Linked DNA regions of Mus musculus: region 1 is linked to region 2. A link is a loop called in an ENCODE intact Hi-C map of the cell type or tissue named here. Cell type or tissue: left cerebral cortex. All regions are shown on one strand. Each heading gives the region's core, and the rest is flanking DNA. Links, peaks and the distances in the headings are about the cores only.

Region 1 (9,134 bases), core at 3,405-5,904, 510 kb before region 2:
GGGGAACGCCAGGGCCGGGAAGTGGGGGTGAGGGTGGGGGTGGGGACTTTTGGGATAGCACTGGAGATGTGAATGAAGAAAGTACCTAATTTTTTTTAAAAAAGTAAAAATAAATATTTTTAAAAAGAAAGAAAAGAAAAGGAGAGAAAAGAAAAGAACATGCCAGGGAAATTTCTAATTCTGCATAATTAGTGGGTCCTTTATCAATTCAGGAACTTGTGAGTGAGTGGGAGAAATCAGGAAAGAGGGGCCCCATCTGGGCAGGATGGCTGCCTCAGGGAGAAATGTGGTTTGGGAAAAGTAGATGCGGAATTCAGATGTGGTTTCCATTTTTTATTCTACTTCATTATTGAAATAGTGTTGTGAAGAGCAGAAAACATTGGAAGTCAGCAACCTTCCAACATGTCATCACAGTCAAGACACCAAAGGGCTGGAGAGATGGCTCCGAGGCTAAGGGCACTGCCCACTCTTCTCAGGATCAGGGTTGGGTTTCCAGCTCCAGGAGCTGCAACGCACTCCTCTGGCTTCTCGGGCACTGCACACATGTAGTACACATACGTACACATAAAGTATTTTTTAAGAGAAAGAACTGGAGAAATGGTAGTTGGTTTAAAGCAATAGCTGCTTTTCCAGAGGGCCAGGGTTCAATTCCCAGTACCTATGTGGTGGCTGACAACCATCTGTAACTCCTGTTCCTGGAGGTTCAATCCCCTTTGAGGACACCAGACATGCACATGGTATAGTATATATACACACAAGCAGACAAAACACCCATTGACATAAGAGTAATATTTTAAGATACAGGAAGGAAAAGTTGTCTGGACAGTGTTCATACTGGTTCTAAGGACTGATTCAAACTGAGACAGTAGCCCTATCACTGGGCAAGGCCTATGGGGGCATATTCCTCTCCCGAGCAGCCACCAACATCTGGGCCACTCCGCCCAGAAGGCAAAGAACAGGGCAAAGCTCCTTATCTTCAATGTGTATAAAAACTGCCAGGGCAGCTATCAAGCAGCCTGAGGGAGGGTGGCAATGGACTACAAAAAAAGACTAGCCTCACTCGGCACTGTGCACCCACCAGAACCCCAAGCTAACACAGGCTAACACAGGTCTCACGCCTAACCAGGAAGTAGAGTCTCCTCAACACTGGAAACACGCAGTGAGCTCAGACCCCCATCTCCAAAAGCAAAGGGGAAACAAGATCAGCTTCCCAAAAATCAGGAGCCACCTACGGTGGCATCTCTCAGACCATCCAGGGAACTACAGATGATGATGGAGGAGTCATCAACTTGGCAGAAGAGCCCCTGGGTGTGACCCAGAGCCCACCCTTTCTCAAGTACACCCGCAAGTGACTTCCTTATTACGCTGCATGAATAACCGGTTAACAGTACATAGCTACTGTCAGGAGCCAAAGCCACCAAATGTTACCATCACCATCCCAGGTTAGGGAATCATGGGAAAACTTTTGGCTCTGCTCTTTCTCCAACAGTTTTGGATGGTTTGCCAGGGCAAAAAATTGACCCACAAACAAAAGAGGTATCAAGGGAATGGAGAGACGGTTGAGCCATTAAGAGCACTGGCTGCTTTTGCAGAGGACCCAGGTTTGCTTCCCTGTATCCACACAGGGGCTCAAAATATTCTCTAACTCCAGTTAAAGGGGATCTGATGGACGCTTTCTTCTGGACTCTGTGGGTACTACATGAGCATGATATGCATACATATGTACAGGGAAAACCCTTATACATATAAAGAAATCAAGAGGTTGGGGGCTGGAGGGATGGCTCAGAGGTTAAGAGCAGTGACTGCTCTTCCAGAGGTCCTGAGTTCAACTCCCAGCAACCACATGGTGGCTCACAACCATTTGTAATGTATACAATTCCCTCTTCTGGTACGTCTAAAGGCAGCTACACTGTACTCATATACATAAAATGAATAAATATATCTAAAAATTAAAATAACAAATAAAAAAGAGGTCATGATAGATTACAGCAAAATCAACCACTTCTCCAACGCTAGGGACCAGGGGCAAAAATCAACCTCTCAGCAGAAAGCAGGCTCAGTTCAGGAGCTTCCCTGCACCACAGACAGACATAAACACAGGCACACACAGACACACACACATCTGGCAAGGCAGTGGCCTCTGCTCTGGAAGCAGGCTGAGTTCCCAAAGCAGCTGCCTTCCCCTCCCCCTCCACAGAGTCTCACAGGGGGACAGTCTGGCTTTCCAGGCTCTGCTTCTATTTTAAAACCCTCTGGAAGCTGGGCCACCAGCAGCAGCACAGCCTTCTATAAGGCTGGGGAGGCTGTGGTTGACTCAAGGCAACCTGCCTTCTCTCCCTCACCCACCTGTGGAGAGAAGGCCATGCAGGCAGCCAGCAGCACTCCAGGGTCTAGGGTCCAGCCAGGTACACCAGGGCTCCAGGATAGCCCAGGCACCACAAGGCATAGGGGGTTGACACAGTCAGCGCTTTTTTTAAGTGCTCAGCCTTGGGAATCAAGGACATATGGGTCTATATCCTACTCCCTTTCTAAGTAAAAGACCCCAAAGTCAGTCTCTCTGACCCAATTCCCCTTGGTATACATCCCTGCGGCTGGTACATGCAGAAGCCATGAAACAAACACAAGTAGAATTCTATTAAGATGACAGATGACAGGTCAACTTATCATCTGAGATGAGCAGACAAATAAATAATAAGTTTGGTTTCTTTGGTTGGTTGGTTCTTCGTTTTTCAAGACAGGGTTTCTCTGTGTAGCCCTGGCTGTCCTGAAACTCTGTAGACCAGGCTGGTCTCAAACTCACAGAGATCTGTCTGCCTCTGTGCCCTCCCCTTGCCCCACCCCGCCAAGTACCAGGATTAAAGGTGTGCACCACCAGCCAGTTTGGTTTGGCTTTGAAACAGGATCTAATGTAGCCCACAGTGAGTCTCAAACTCACTATGTCACGGAGGATGACCTTGAACTTGATCCTCCTGCCTCCACCTCTGAGTGTGTGCCCCACCTTACTGAGTTTCTGCAGTGTTGAAGGAAGAATCCAGGGCTTTCTGCATGCTGGGCTAGCATTCTACTAAGTCCCACACAAGCCAGTCCAATAGACAGTTTCCATTGCTATATTTATGGCTAGGGAATCTAACCAAGCTCTGGTCTTGTATATCTACTATTATAATAATGGTTTCTGAGCATCTTGTCAGAAGCTCACCCTGAACCACGGGGTCCAGAGTCCTTCCCACCCATAGAGAGGTATTGTTTAGCCGGATACTGTCTGGCCAGGTCCCGGAAGGACACCTCCTATCTCACCCCAGGGCAAATGATTTCTATGAGCACCGTCCACTACAGATGGCCCACAGCAGCTACCTCTCTCCTTTCCCAACCAGTTGGTAACTTCTGCTGTGCAGAGGCACTCACACCTATGGGTTCCTCAGAACACAGCAGCAGTGCAGTGTGGGGATACTAGCGGAGGACTGGTGCCCAAGCACCAAGTATACACAGCAGGGCCGCAGAACACCAGAATGGCCAGCACTGACAGTCACAGTTCTACTGCAGACCCAGGTGATCCCAAGGCCTGAGTGGAGACAGGAAGACCAGAAGTTGACCTCTGACCTCCACATGTGCTAGCCACCTCCAAACAATTAATTTTTTTAAAAACAGAAGCCAAAATCAATCAATCAATCAATCAATCAATCCACCACATTATAACAGAGGAACTAAGACACGAGAAAGCTATTTCACCTGAGCTAGACTCTGTGGCTCTTGTCAGATCAGAACTGAGAGCCCAGGCTGCCCTCTGGAGCTTTTTCTAGCTCAGCCCTAGGTAAAGTGCTCACATGCTGTGACTTAACTGCGGGATGGAGACCCACACCCAGGTCTAGCTAAGCATGCCTCTGCCATCCTTTCAGGTACCGAAGGAACCTGGGGAAAGCGCAAAGCTACAACGACAGTACAACCTTTCCGGAATCCTAGGGGCTCAGGTCCAGCATGAGGACCGCATGGCCCCAGACAGCCCCTGTCCAAAGCCTCATTCTAGAAACCAGAAATAAAGCGAATCAGCTGTGAGCTACTACAAGTGGGGACTGGCACCTTACTCGAGCTGTCATACCCCCACACCTGTCAGAAAGGGAAGAAGCTACAGGCCCCACAGCTTTGGCCAGAATCCCATCTACCCATATCACTCTCTAGCTTTAAGCCCAGAAACACCAGTTGGACAAGTTCCCCCAGGACTTGGGAAGTTGTAGAATGCTAAAGGAGCTGTTTCTCATCTCTCATGACTACTGCTGTAGGTGAGTATGTACGATTACAGCTCTTATGACATCTATGACTCGGCTAGGACAGGATAGCTTCTAGAAGTGAGTGAGCTGTCTAGGTCATCTAATGGCTGTTTTAAGATTCCACGATTGAATGTGCACCTACCATGCCTGGGTAGTTAAGAGTGGTATGAAAGAAAAAAAAATGGAGAGAGAGCTCAGGGGTTACAAGTGCTTACTGCTGTGGCTGGAGAGATGGCTCAATGGTTAAGAGCACTGACTGCTCTTCTGAAGGTCCTGAATTCAAATCCCAGCAACCACATGGTGGCTCATAGCCATCCATAATGAGATCTGACGCCCTCTTCTGGAGTGTCTGAAGACAGCTACAGTGTACTTACATAAAATAATAAATAAATCTTAAAAAAAAAAAAAAAAAAAAAAAGAGTGCTTACTGCTGACAGCCAGGGCTATACAGAGAAGCCCTGTCTCAAAAAAACAAAACAAAACAAAAACAAAACAAACAAAAAAGTGCTTACTGCTTTTGCAGAAGACCCAGGTTCGATTCCCAGACCCACATGAGGCATCTCACACCTGCATGTATGTACATAAACTCACATAGGCACAAGCATGCACACATTAAATAGACATTTTTTAAAAATGAATTTACCCCACAGACCTTTCTTAACCACCTAATGTGTGCCAAGTGGTCCCACCCAAGTCCCTGAAGACAAGCCTGAGTTTGGCCCTTCAGTTTTGTCAGTCCCGAGAAAAGCAGGCAGGCCCTCCGCAGTTATGCCTGGCTTGCTAGTAAACAAGCCGGAGTTAAGCCCCTCACCCATATCTCTGGTCAAGGAAAGAGAAGTTTTGGACAGCACACACCTGAGCTAAGCCCACACTCTTCCTGCATTCTGGGTCTGCAGTCAGATTTAGTGCTCCAGCCTGACAGCTGTCAATCTGCAAACTGACAGTGTCTCGTGAATTATTCTCCAATGACTCAATACCTGGTGCTGCACAAATGCTTGCTTCTGACATTAGTAATAATGGCATTAAAATAATACGCCTGTATATTCATGGAGTCCCTTCCTGTACACCATGTGGAATAAAAAATAAAATAAAATAAAAGTCTGTGGAGGATGAGTTCAACCCTCCCCAAAAGCTCCTAGGTCTCCTAGGCAAATGTCAAGGTTTCTAAGGTGTCCTTGTGCATGCCCCAAGGCTTCGTGTTAATCGGATCATTTTATTCTTTCCCCCAAACTCAGTGAAGTGTATATAATTGCTCCTATTTCGCAGATGAGAAGATTGAAGTTTTAAATCTTCCTACCAGTGTGACCTTGGACAAACCGTGTAGAGTTGCGGGCCTCCAATCTGATGTCAGGCCCTGAAAACAGTTTCCAGAATGCACAGTTGCATTTGGCGACACAGAACACGGACTCCGTCCCCGAGGCCAAGGAGGCCAAGCGTATGGCTCCCTATGGGGTCTCGCTCTCAGTCCAGGCCCAGGTCCCTGTTCCTGCGGCCTAAGTCCACTCAGGGCAGCCCGTTCCGCCCGGGAAGACACTGGCATGCGCGGGAGGGACCCGGCGCCACCTACTCCGGGCGTGGGCCGGCTAGGGCGTGTAGGGGCTGGGGGATCCAGGGCATGGCCGTGCCTGGAGTTCGTCCTCTCGGCGGAGGAAGCTGGGTCTGCACAGGCCCTTGGAGCTGGTGGGGAAGGGCTTGGGCCGTGGGAGGGTCTCTACCAGATCCACACCGACGGGATCTAGAGCCAGAGGGCGCCGCCGGGAAGGTCACCTAGACCCGCGGCCCGCCGGGCCTCCACGCGGCCGCCCTTGCCCTTCCGCTCCTCGCATGTTCGAACCGCCCCTGGCTTCCAAATGCAGGTGCTCTGAACGCTCGAGCTAGAATCTGGGAGATCCGCTCTGCGCCCGCCCTCCAGGCCTCCTCTACAAGCCCGCTGCCCCTCCAGGCCCGCAATGATCGTCCCTGGTTCACCCTTCCCGGGGCCAAGCGCTTAGGCCCAGCGCCCTCGCCCGAACCTCCCTCGATCGCCTCCCTGGAGACTTCCCAGGAGCGCGACCCGAGGCCCTGGGGACTCAGGCATAGCCCAGGCCCTCTCCGCTGCGCCTACCTCGGAGGCGGTGACGGCGGGAGCAGCGGCAGCTACGGCGGGGGTTGCGGCGAGGAGGCTGGGAGCGCAGCGAACGGGCCGAGGGCGGAGCGGCGCAGATCGCGGCGGCGCGGACACGCCCCAGCTCTGCGCGCCGGACCCCGAAGCTCCGCCCTCGGCTCCACCCCGGACAGCGCCCAGACCAGTCTCGGGGTCTTCTTCCCACTCGCGAGCCGCGCTCTCGCCCTCTGCGGCTCTGTGATCATGTGTGGCCGCGCGTAAAGGCCTGCGTGCACTCTGGCACGGGGCGATAGGGAGGCGTGGGTCTGACGTGCGTGAGGTGTGTGCGTGCGCGGGGACACGCGGGTCACTGTTGCAGCCTCCAGGCTGCTGGAAGCATTTGGGAAGAGGGGGAGGGGAGCTTCCGGCACACAGAGCGGTGGCCTAGGGACCTCAGCGGATAGTGTCGCCGGAGTCGCCGAGGCTGCAAGTCACTCGGAGGCCCAGTGGGGACACTGGGCTCTGGAAGTGGCGCTGTATAGGTCAGAGCGGCTACTGTCCCCTCTGCTCCAACCTTGATTTCCGGAGCCTGCGACACGCCCGCGTGCGTCAGCGAGTCAGTTGCAAATTAAACTCTCCCGAGAGCCGGCTCCGCACTGTAAAGTTGCGTGCAATCTTCCCTAGTGTCAAAGCCTCTTTCCGCCATTTCCCAAGCATTTAAGAAATTAAAAAAGACAAAGTGGGTTTGTGAGACTGCGGAGTCTCGCTACGTGAGGTCACGCGGGTTCTGGATGTCTGCTTTCCTGCAGTGTAGAGAGGGCGGACACTTTTTCCCAGCCTGGTCTCAGCACGTGGCCTCCTGCCCTGTTGAGCGTGCCACACCAAGACTAACCAAATCAGGTTTGGAGAGTTTGTGAAATCACATGTGAGTGAAGACTTCACACCCTTTGCCTTCTACTAACAGACGTCCGAGGAGAATTCAGGCATTTGGGGTCCAGTAGAGGAGACGCCAGGTGGTTGCTCACAACCTGCTGTAGCTGAACAAGACAGCTGGGCATCCGCAGCCACTCTAGATTGAAAATGCTGTTCCGTGGGCTAAAGGAAGGGAACCAAGAGAGAGAGAGGCCGAGGAGAGGGAATGTAAGGGGGCCTAAGCCCATATCTAGTTAAGACTATGAGGGAAAGCCCTTCGAAATAGAATGTGGGCAAACAGATAGCTCCGTGGTACAGGGCTTGCTTTGCATTAGAAAGAACCTGTTCCCAAGTCTGCAGCTCTATCTACCCGGCAACAAACACCCAGCCCATTCCCGGAGTTAAAGCCAGGCAGGGAAAGCTGCTGAGTCACAGGGGCGTACAGGGAGGCAGAGTCGGAAGGACAAGACCTGGGGACACAAGATTTGTCTCCAAGAATCTTAACACTTGACCCAGAGCCCTGATGCCCAGGGCTGTGTGTCGTGGGTGGGCAGAAAGTCTGGCTTCTCGGAACTTCGCCCTGAGAGTCTTTCTTGGTTTTTTTTTTTGTTTTGTTTTATTTTTTGGGTTTTTTTTTTGTTTTTGTTTTTTGTTTGTTTGTTTGTTTGTTTTTTCCCGAGACAGGGTTTCTCTGTATAGCCTTGGCTGTCCTGGAACTAACACTGTAGACCAGGCCGGCCTCGAACTCAGAAATCCGCCTGCCTCTGCCTCCCAAGTGCTGGGATTAAAGGCGGTGTGCGCCACCTCCGTTCAGCGCCCTGGGAGTCTTGGTTTTAATTTAAAATGAATGGAGATGCAGAGGACTGGTAAGGCACTTACCTAAAACTCAGCGAGTGGCTTGTGTCACTTTTGCTGGGGAGACAGACAGCTATTTGCGGTAGAGAAGGCACAGATGACAGATTAAAGAATTCCACCCAAAGTCTACGTCGGCAAACCAGGGAAAGTGTTTAATTTATTTACAAGGTAACTCAAGGTAACTAAAAAGATCACCCCAAAGGCCCCCAACTAACAAACCTGCATGCATCCCTGGACCAATGCATGACTTATCAGCAGCTCAAGAGTTCCCTCTCCAGCAACTGTTGACTAGAGGGACCTCGTGAGTCCGATAGCTGGACTTCCCAAGCCATGTATGTTTTGGGTTTTGTTTGTTTGTTTGTTTGTTTGTTTTTAACTTTCTAGTGCTGAGGACTGAACCTGACTTTTATGAATCTCTTTCCTTCCAGAAGGGAAGGTTTTAAATCCAAAGAATTAGCCACACAAGAAAGGCAAAGAAAATCAGCCAGAATAGGGAGGAGACCTGGGAGCCCCTGGGATTGAAATCCAAGTGCACCAGAAATGTTATTCATTGATCTTTCTTCCCAGTCACAGCCTGCAGGGAGGGGAAAAGCAAGTCACCTTTTTTTTTTTTTTTTTAAACTGGACTCTGCCCAGCCTCCCCTCTACGGAGTCTGCCAAAGCTGATTGGCCTGAGACAGAAAACCTGATCCAAGCCTGGCCAGTCGGGTTCTTACTTGCAGATTCAAATTAAGAAATCCAGAAGCTTTAGGGAAACAGCAGGATGTCCTGAGTCTGCCAACTCCTCCGGCAGGCTTGCATCTCTGTTGGCCCAGAAAAGCAAGCAGAACACTGTGCAGTTGCAAGACGCTTTGAGCTCATTTCCTCATGGATCCCCCTCCTGAGTTTGGGGTCCCCAGAGCTACTTCAGTTCCATGTGAGTCCAGAGATGTCTTGTTGACTTGTGGGGATGGGCCAGTCCTGACCATAGTCCTGTTGGGGGTAAGTGACCCTATGTCACTTTTGTCCTGACCATAGGTCTG
Region 2 (9,134 bases), core at 4,492-6,991:
GAACATGCTGCATTTTACTGATGGAAATGAAGATGTGACCGTTTCGCCCATCAAAAGTCAAGGCCCCTGAATTCTACCCACAGACTTATGGAGGTGAGTACCCCTAAACTCCAGGTTAAGAAGCTTTGGTTCATAACGCACCCTCTACACACACACACACACACACACACACACACACACACACACACACACTCACTTGGCATCTTCTCAGATCATCAGATTTAAAACTGTACCCCTTAGATATGATGCCGTCTTCTGGCCTCTGCAGGCACTGCACATACACAAAACACAGACATACATGCACACAAGACATCCATAAACATAAAATAAAAATAAATCTAAGTCGGGTAGTGGTGGCCCATGCCTTTAATCCCAGCACTCGGGAGGCAGAGGCAGGCAGATTTCTGAGTTCGAGGCCAGCCTGGTCTACAGAGTGAGTTCCAGGACAGTCAGGGCTACACAGAGAAACCCTGTCTCGAAAAAAGAGAAAAAGAAAAAAAAATCTAAAAAAAATTAAAATTGTACCTTATACTGTTGTGATTTGCAATTGAACTTTTCACTGTAGCACTTAATTATCTTCAAACACACCAACACATATCTGTAATCCCAGCATTTGGGATTGCAGAGAATTTGAGGGTAGCCTGGGTTACACAGTGAGTTTGAGGCTAGTCTTGGCTCACAATTGATTATTTGTTTACTTGTCTGTTTGTTTGTTTATTTTCAGGGCTGGAGAGATTGCTCTTGCAGGGGACAGGAGTTTTGTTCCTAGAATTCAGGTCAAGTAGCTGACAGAGCCTATAATTTCAGCTCTAGAGTTTCTCATGCCCTCTTCTGGTCTCCACAGGTACCTTGCATTCACACAGATATCCACACACAGGCACACACATACACATAACTAAAACTAGAACACAATTAAAATTTTTCTTCCTCCCTTTCTCTCTCTCTCTCTCTCTTTTTTTTTTTTTTTTTGCTGAGAGGTGGGGCAGGCTATTCCGTTCAACCTGTTATGTCTTGGTTAAGTTGAATTCTCTGTGTAGCCCAGGCTAGCTTTTAACTCTTGGCAATCCTCCTGTCTCAGCTTCCCAAGTTCTGAGATTATAGGTGTGAACCATGATGGCTGGCTAGACAGATTTCCTATTTGTTTAATTAAGCTATGTACATAATGAATTAAAATCAGTCTCACTGTTATTTTGTTAGCAGGTCCAACGTTAGCCTTGGACAGTAACACAAAGCTCTACGGAATCCAAGGACTGAAGGGGATTTGGGTTCTAAGCCAGTGGCATTTCCTAAGGACTGTTTAGGGGCCCTGGTTTGGCCCCCAGTTAGAAAACTATGTCAAGGACTAAATAGAGCTGCTGTTCTCGCAGAGATCAATCATAATGTGACTAGGTAATAGCATGACTTTTCTCCGGCGTGTAGTAAAAGCAAAGGGTAATGACACCAGTGCCAAGGTCACCTGCACTTAGGTGTCCCCTCACCACTGCGGGCCTTAGAAACTATCGAGTTTCTAAGGCTTTTCTCAAGAGGCTAATGGGCTTTTGTGGGAATGAAGTGGACCAGCTTGCACACGGGGCACAGAAGGAAACACATGCGCAGGAGGTATTCCTTCCCTCATCATCTCTCTAGGTCATTTTACGGTTCCTTGACAAGACATTTTTCCATTCCAGTTCATGGGCTCCCAATGGCCAAGGCAAACAGCTTGTCCTGTCCTCTCCTGCACAGACATCCCACCCCATCCCCCAGGCCAAAGACCAAATCTGTGGGTCACTTTAGACTCTGCCTCTGTGTATTGTGTCTCTACCTTCATGCCGGATTCATGGCTGACAGTTATCGGGACCTTGACCACTGTTTCTGACCAGTTCCTTTCCTAGTCCTCTTTCTGTCCACACTGGAGTTCTTGTATGTATCCTCAAGGGAAAGGCTGAGAGACAGCATTGTCCTCTTGTTCTTGCCTAACGTGGGTTCAATCATAAGCAACAACAGCAAAAAGAAAAGGCAGGGGCTAGCGATGGGGCTCGGTAGTTAGGAACACTTGCTGCACTCCCAAAGGACCTGAGTTCAGGTCTCAATCATACACATTAGGTGGCTCACAAGCATCTGTAACCCCAGCTACAGAAAGCATCCCATGCCTCTGGCCTGCCTCACCTGCCTGCATCCCTATCTGCCCATGTGCAGACACATAATTAAAAATAGGTGCACATACAACTACACATCATTAAAATAATTGGGGAAGAAAAGAGTTTATAAGAAAGAAGACATGAGCAAAGCACTCACGTGAGCTGCACTCTTAGCCTGGTCCTGCCTTACTTAGAGGGAATGTAAATTTACATATTCACATACATGGGTATGCGTGTGCTCATGTGGTCTCTGTAATCTTCTGCTCACCAAGGTGAAAACAGATCCAGAGAGATGTATTCACTGATCTGCCTCACACAGCCTTCTGAGCAGAAAAGCCAGGATTAGAAGCCATTAACCTCTCGGTTGGGCACTCCCAGCCTCCAACACGTGTTAGCAGACATTGACCTTGGCCTGGGAAAATCTTCTCAGTGGACCTCTGAGAACCAGAGTTAGGGCTAACTGTGAGGTGCTGATGAGCCAGCCCTTCCTCTTGCCAGACAGGCCTCTTTTAGACTTTGTGAATGAAGGCCAAAGAAGAGAAGTTCTGCTGGTGGCTTCCTTGAGTTCTCCTGCTGCAGAAAGCTCTTGGTTCCTCATGTCCCTCTTTGTTGCAGAGACAATCTCCCTGTCAGAGGATCTGAGCTGTTTTGAGTTTGTTCATTATTAGATTTATTTCTCCTATAAGCAAATGTGTTCACAACATTCCGTCGGGGAATCTTCTTAATTGTCACATAAATGTCATCTTATGTAAATTGAATATTTATCTTTGCATGCAAGGGGGTTTGGGGGTGGAGGGGAAAGGAAAAATAAACAAACTTCAGTCTTGGAAAGGGAAAGGGATTTGAAACTCATCCACCTGCCTTCAAAAACAAAGGTGAGTTGGGGGGGAAATCATTGGATTATCTTGGAAGGGGTAGAATACATTGGCAAGGGTGAGAAGAGATGCCTTAGGGATGCTGGAGATGAGAGATGCCTTAGGGTTGCAGGGCCAGGCTTCCCCAAACCTCAGTCCAAAGCTAGCCAACCTCCCCAGCTGGAGCATTCCCAGGAGGCAAAAGGTTGCCCCCCACGTGCCTACCCCTCCAGGAGGCCTGCCCTTTTCCTTCCTAGAGAGAAGGTGAGCTCCCCAGGCACAGCGGGTTGGGTGGGTGTGGCCCGCAGCTCAGGGAACCGACCCAAGGCTCCGCCACTGCCGGCTAGCCGCCCGACAGCCCGCCCGCCTGGCGAGCGCAGGCTCTTCTTCCAGAAACTGCGAGGATTGGAGAGCACTGTTTGTGCACCACAAGGTCAAGTCGGGAAGTGGAGTCGGAGGAGGAGGGGCGAGAACGAGAGGGTGGGGAGAGGGGCGCCCCGCTTCTCTGCCAAGTACCAGCCCTGGGAAGTTGCCCCTCGGTTTTTAACCCTTTGCGGCTATAAGATGCACGAGGCAGAAGGAAGGGGGTACCCCGGGGCAAACTCCTCCTGAGGCTAGGACATGTTGCCACCCTGCTAGCCACCCACCCATCACAGTGCGCCTCACCCCCCCTCCGGAAATGCAGGGCAGCACCAGGCGCCAGGAGGCACCCGCGAGGGGGAGGGGGCAACAAGCCCAAGAAGGGACCCCCTCCCCTTAAGGACAGCCCCTCTCTTCCGGAGGTCGCCCACAATTTCAACTTTCCCTGCCTAGGATGCTAGTTTGCATTTGGTGTGGGTGGGGGAGGAGGACCGCGCCCCCTCCCCCAGCCCCTTGCGCGCCCCTCCCCTGCACTCCTGCCAGCACTTTCTGCTCACTTCTGGCGCTGCAAAAAACGCCACGCGATTTATTCGATTTCGATTTTAAAACCAGTGATTCCGAAACCGGGCGGAGGGCGAGGGTCTTCCAGCACCAGAGTCCCTGGGGGTGGGGCGGGCGAGCTGGGTACTCCGTGCAAGCCTCGTTTCCTCCGCGAGTGTCGCCTCCAAGCTGTTATTTGCAAAGAAACGTCTTTTTGACGCAGGGAGAAATGGCAAATTTTAAGTACGTCATTAATATGGCGCCAAAAGATTTTTTTAAGTATAAGCTTGCTTTTTTTTTTTTTTAAAGGTTGTGGGGGGCTCCGCCTGGGTCTGGGGCGCGAAGGGGGCGGGGTGTGAGCAGAAAGTGTGAGTGAGCGAGTGGAGGGGCGGGGTATGTGTGTGAGTGTGTGAAGTGTGAGCCGACCTGATGGGACTTGCACGGGCTCAGCCGGCGCTCGGGCCCGGCCCTGGGGACAGGGCGGGTTGGGGGCGCCCCGGAGTCCACGAGGAGTCCGGGCCCGCGTGCAGGCGGGCGGGTGACCGTGTAGGGCACCCCCCCGGGGGGGCCGCAACGCTACCTGGGACTGTCGCCGGAGCCAAACAACTGGGAAGGGGGGGGGGAACACGACAGGGGGGTGCCGGGAGCGGAGATCCGAGTGAATTAGAAAAAAGTGGCTACTCCCCCTCCCTCTCTTCTTGCCCGCCCCCACCCCACCCCACCCCCACCCCAACACATTTTTTCCCCCTCTAAAGAGATCACAAGGAAGTCTTGGTTTAAAAAGAAACAGAAACATACACAGGGGGTTGGTGAATGGTGCCGACCGCGGCCATCGCAGTTGGAGGCTATTTTTTTGGGGGGTGAGTAGCGTCCATGGAGTTACTTTGCGCCCACTCCTAGTGGCACCAGCTCTGAGCTGGAGGGCTGACCATCTTCCCAGCAGGGGTGCGGGGCTTGGGGGGCGCCGCGGCCCGGTCGCCTCCCTCGCCACGACCCCGGATGGATGCGCGCCCCCCGCCCTCCCGCGCCGGCCCCAGGAGCTCCTGGCTTCGGGAGCATCCTTCCCGCGCCGGCCCCCGCCGCCGCGCGTAGCCGAGGGCAGCGCCCCTCGGGAGGGCACCGCGGAGCAAGGTAAGAGCCAGCCCCCAGCGGATGGGCCCTGCGCATCTCCACGGCATTATTTTGTGGGCTTTTTTTTTTTTTCAACAGATCTGCCAGTGCTCCTCGCTCCCTCTCTCTTGCTCGCTCGCTCCCTCTCTCGCTGGCTGCCTGTTCTAGGAAGCCAGCGCGGGGGGTGGGGGGGGGGGACGCACAGCACTGGGGAGAGAGATTGCGCATGTTGGTCAGCCGTGTTTTAAAGAGTACAGTGCGGGGAGGCTGAGAGGGGCGCATGCAACAACTTTTGGAAGGGTGAGCCTGGCGACCTTCTTTATTAATGACTGCGGCAAAGCGCCCCTGGGCCGGCGAGGGGGCGCGGGCGGGTGGGGGCGCTGGGGCTGCAACTTGCCTCGCGGGCTCCGGCCGGCCCGAGGGGCTGCGGCGCTACCGGGGTGCGGGGTGGGGAGGCTGAGTGGCGGGCACCGGGGCACGGGAAACCTGGAGCTATCTGCCCTTCTGTCTCCCGAGTTTCATTTTGTTGATACGCAGCACGTCCGGGTGCCGAACCGGGCTGAGCCGATGCACATGACCCCGCACTGGGCTCACGTGCAGCCGGTCCAGTCCTAGACACCTTCCGGGGGCCACCGCCTCCGCCCTGCGCCCCCTTTCCAGGCTGGGTGCACGAGGGAGCTGCACGCGGGGGCAGCATGCTCGGTTCTTGGGTTCAGAGGCATTGCACAAATTAGTTTTTTTTTTTTTTCTTCTTAAGGGGCGGGGGACAACGTTCCCAGGTGAGTGCTGGGTGCGCAGTCCAGGCAGCCAGGGTGCATACTGGGGTAGTGGACAGCAGCTCTCCGGTGCTGCGCGGGAGTCCGGTGGGGGAGAGGCACCGCGAGAGTGGAAATGTACCGGCGACGGCCGGAGCGGCGGGTGCGCGCTCGCGGGGCGACGGCAGGGGGCGTGGCCCTTGTTTACCTTCTCCCAACTCTGCTGGTTCGCGTCCCGCTTCAGGGACGACTCTGCAGCTCCCCCCTCTTCCCTCCGCCCTTACTAAAACTCTGGGTGGTACCTAAGAGCAGCAGACAAGTGGAGGGCCCTGCCTGGGACACACGCACCTGACCCCAAAATGAGTGACATTGCAGCCCCCGCCCCCACCAAACATTGCTGCAGTCCTTCTGCCGGATCCCCGGCCCCGCCCCGCCCCCGGCAGTGGCATCTTCCCGGCTCACCTCCTTCCTCCCTCTCCCTCCCTCCTTCCCACCCACTTGCCTGCGCCTGCGGAGCGGCTCTCGCTCGCCCACTCCCCGCCTGGGTGCAGACTTGTGGCTCCCCATGGTCCCTTCCCGCCCATCCCTGGGCTCTGAGACATCCCCTTCTCCGAGCAAGGGGTGATCCTGGGTCAGCTTGGAGACTCGTAGCTTTTCTGCCGGAGGGTGAGGACATCTGCAAAACCGGCTTGGAGGCTTTCCTCTACCTTCCAGAGAGGCCCAGCCAGCTCAGCCCGGTCCCTCTTCTGCACACCTCTGCCCCGCTCAGTACCCCCGCCCCCACCCCGGGCTCAGTTGCCCTTCCCCGAGTCCCCTAGACCCCTCCCCCGCCCCGGGCGTCAAGCCCACCCACCTCCTGGCACCGCCCCCGGCCCGAACCGCCTCTTGCCCTTCCTACGCCTGGGCCGGAGCCCCCCGCAGCCACCTCCGGCTCCTCCTCCCGGCTCCCGCGGTCGGAATCACGCCGGCGCGCCTCCAGCCTGCGTGCCCGTCGCCCGCCGCCAAGGGCAGGCTGGAGGCGCGCAACCCTCTTCTAATCCACTTAGCCGCTGCAGCCGGCCTGTGCACTTTTTAAAAAAAAAAAAAAAAACAGCTTGGCCTCAGGCCTCCTGCTGGGTGGGGGGCGGGGGAAGGGGGCCGGGTGTCTTTATGCCCGAGGGTACATTGCACTGGTTATCCCGGGTCTCTGCAGATTTCCAAACTTCACCCTTGCCCCTAGCACCCCCCCCCCCACCTCATCTGCAGGATTCCGAGGTACAAAGTTTTACCCAGAGGCAGTTTGCAAGAGGTCAATGGGAGGGATTATGGTTGTTCTCAGAGATGTGGCTTAGGGAGGGGCGGGGCCCCCCATTTAGAAATGAAGAGTTCTGAGCCCGGAAGAAGGTTAGGATGCTCCCTTAACATTTATATTTGCAAACAGACCGGAGCTTGGGAGCTGGGTTCTCCTCCCAGAGTGGCACTGTCTCTCCTGTCACTGGTAAAATTCCCAGTAGGACATTTGGCAGAAGATCCTGGCAGAGGTTTGCCAACCGAGCCTGGCCCTGTTTCCTGGGTTCCCAGGGTGCTGACTTCTTTTTCCCCTCGCCTGATTTCTTTTTCCCCCCCTTAGGGCCCCAGGCGAACACACCAGCCCTCCAGGCCCTCCGGTCCCATCTTCCTTGGGCGGGTTAGGACTCGCAGAGCAATCTACTAAGCAGGCAAGGAAAATAAGAGAATGAACTGTAAAGGGGGGAAGGAATGAGTAATAAAACTGACCTAGTCAAGAATAAGCTTTTATGTTTAGGCTATGTTATTTGCTTTTTAGGTCGCAGGCTGCAAAAGCAGGCTTTGATCCGAAGTGGGCGAATAATTTATTGAGAAAGTTTGCATGGTGTGTGTGTGGGGGGGGGGGTCGTGTTTGATCTGAAGCCCTCTCCTCGGTTGTTCCAAGAGCTGTTGGCTGCTATTTTGAGTGGGAAAGCATTTGGTTCCACAGTAAATGCCTTTTAGAGGGGAGTCCTCACCCTACGCAGCAGGACTTAACAGTGAATGTTGGCTTTGAAACTGTTTGGCCAAGGGTCTCCCCAACACTCTTGGAGATGAAGTGTTTAAGGACAGAGTTGTTTGGGCTCTGGATACAGCAAATGTTTCCAGAGTGCTTTCCCATCCAGCGTGCTTTTCCCCTAAATTGCCTGGGTAAATGGCCGGTGACTCCTATCCAAGAGGCTGTCAAAGATCTAAGCTGCTAGGTTCTCATTGGTACTCTGTATGTGGGGGTCCCCGGGTCCCTATTGTACTTTATTATCTCAGTGTAAGCCTTAGACACTGACTCCCCTAGGTTTGGGGCTGCAGGCAGGATATTCCCGTTATTTATAACCAGTGTTTCTATTAGACTTAGAAGGTGGTTGGTTGCCTCAGTGCCCCCGCCAAATGCTTCACTGTATATGTACAGCAGGCTGTCTGCAGGTCTCTCGGATGGGTGTTTGGGTTGCATGAGAGGTTGCCAGAATAGAGTTGGGGGTGGGGGTAACTTTGACGTGTCATGTCCCCCATGCAGTGGGACACTTAGACACTTAAATGGCAGGTCTTAGCTCAAAGCTTCGGCACCTCCTGGAAGTTGGTTCTGGAGCTTTAGGCAGCCCTCTAAGCTTCCGCTCAGAAATCTCATTGGAATTTAGAAAACTTCATCTGTGCCGTAAGCCTTCCTGCAGTCTTGAGCCCTTTGACCGTGGAGTCAGCCAGCCTAGGTTTGAATGTAGTTTCCAGCTGTGTTAAAGGCACCAGAGGTCTTAGTTTACTTATCAGCCAGTGGGATTGATAATAATCCCTATCTGTAGGTGAGCGTAGGAAGTAATAGATTGTATTAAAAGACTAAACCTGGGTCTAAGGATATAGCTGGTCAAGCCCTTGTCTAACAATTCCAAGCCCTGGGTTCTAGCAATATAATGAATGGAAAGAGAAGGAAAAAAGAAGAAGAAGAAGCAGCAGCAGCCTAAAGTGAGTGGTAGCACACGGCACAGTGTTACCACTCTGTTAATGAACCGAGGCAAGCCAGTTATTATATGCACGATGGCCTTTAATCTGTTAGCCCCAGGCTAGGCCAGAAAGGCAGCTTCTCTTCTACGAAGAAGAAATGAGCATCTAACAGGTGCCTGTGGGCAGCTAGACTTAGGAATGGTCCACTGAAATGTGCCCTGTGGGGAGAAGAGTAAGGTTGAGGAAGTATTGAAAGGTAAATTAGGTAGAACCTGTCACACTCGGCTCTCCTTGGTTGGGTGGTAGAACTGGCCTGCATGATTGACACCTGTAGGCACTGGAAACTGGGGCCTGGGTGGGACAATGAAGGTAGGCAGTGGAGTGGCAGGAGAGAGATCCCAGCGCCTCTCAGGCTTGGAGAAGTAGAGTTGACAGTCACAGAC

The links. Peaks named below come from ENCODE experiments on the same cell type or tissue, not always from the same donor. Only the 100,000 strongest peaks of a DNase experiment are listed, where the experiment ranks them.
Region 1: a loop joins it to region 2, with 5 times the contacts of the local background. A loop is called at or near these places in 1 of 42 quality-filtered maps.

What each region holds. Positions count from the first base shown.
Region 1 is chr11:52,358,385-52,367,518 of GRCm38, reverse strand. It overlaps Vdac1 (voltage-dependent anion channel 1), which reads right to left and starts at 6,668. Exons shown (of 9, transcript NM_011694.6): 1 at 6,367-6,668. Gm51894 (a long non-coding RNA gene) reads left to right here and starts at 8,937. Exons shown (of 2, transcript XR_003949674.1): 1 at 8,937-9,028. In left cerebral cortex, for the core only: a CTCF peak has its summit at 4,595 (motif pointing left); DNase peaks (open chromatin) are centred at 5,178 and 5,846; H3K4me3 peaks cover 1,154 bases; H3K27ac peaks cover 687 bases.
Region 2 is chr11:51,853,179-51,862,312 of GRCm38, reverse strand. It overlaps Jade2 (jade family PHD finger 2), which reads left to right and starts at 4,645. Exons shown (of 13, transcript NM_001357588.2): 1 at 4,645-5,002; 2 at 7,346-7,433. The coding sequence starts at 4,875. Gm30110 (a long non-coding RNA gene) reads right to left here and starts at 6,867. Exons shown (of 2, transcript XR_388628.2): 1 at 6,590-6,867; 2 at 5,716-6,392. It overlaps Gm39820 (a long non-coding RNA gene), which reads left to right. Exons shown (of 3, transcript XR_879830.3): 3 at 1-5. In left cerebral cortex, for the core only: CTCF peaks have their summits at 5,102, 5,719, 5,918 and 6,731; DNase peaks (open chromatin) are centred at 5,624, 5,965, 6,246, 6,662 and 3 more places; H3K4me3 peaks cover 2,500 bases; H3K27ac peaks cover 2,166 bases.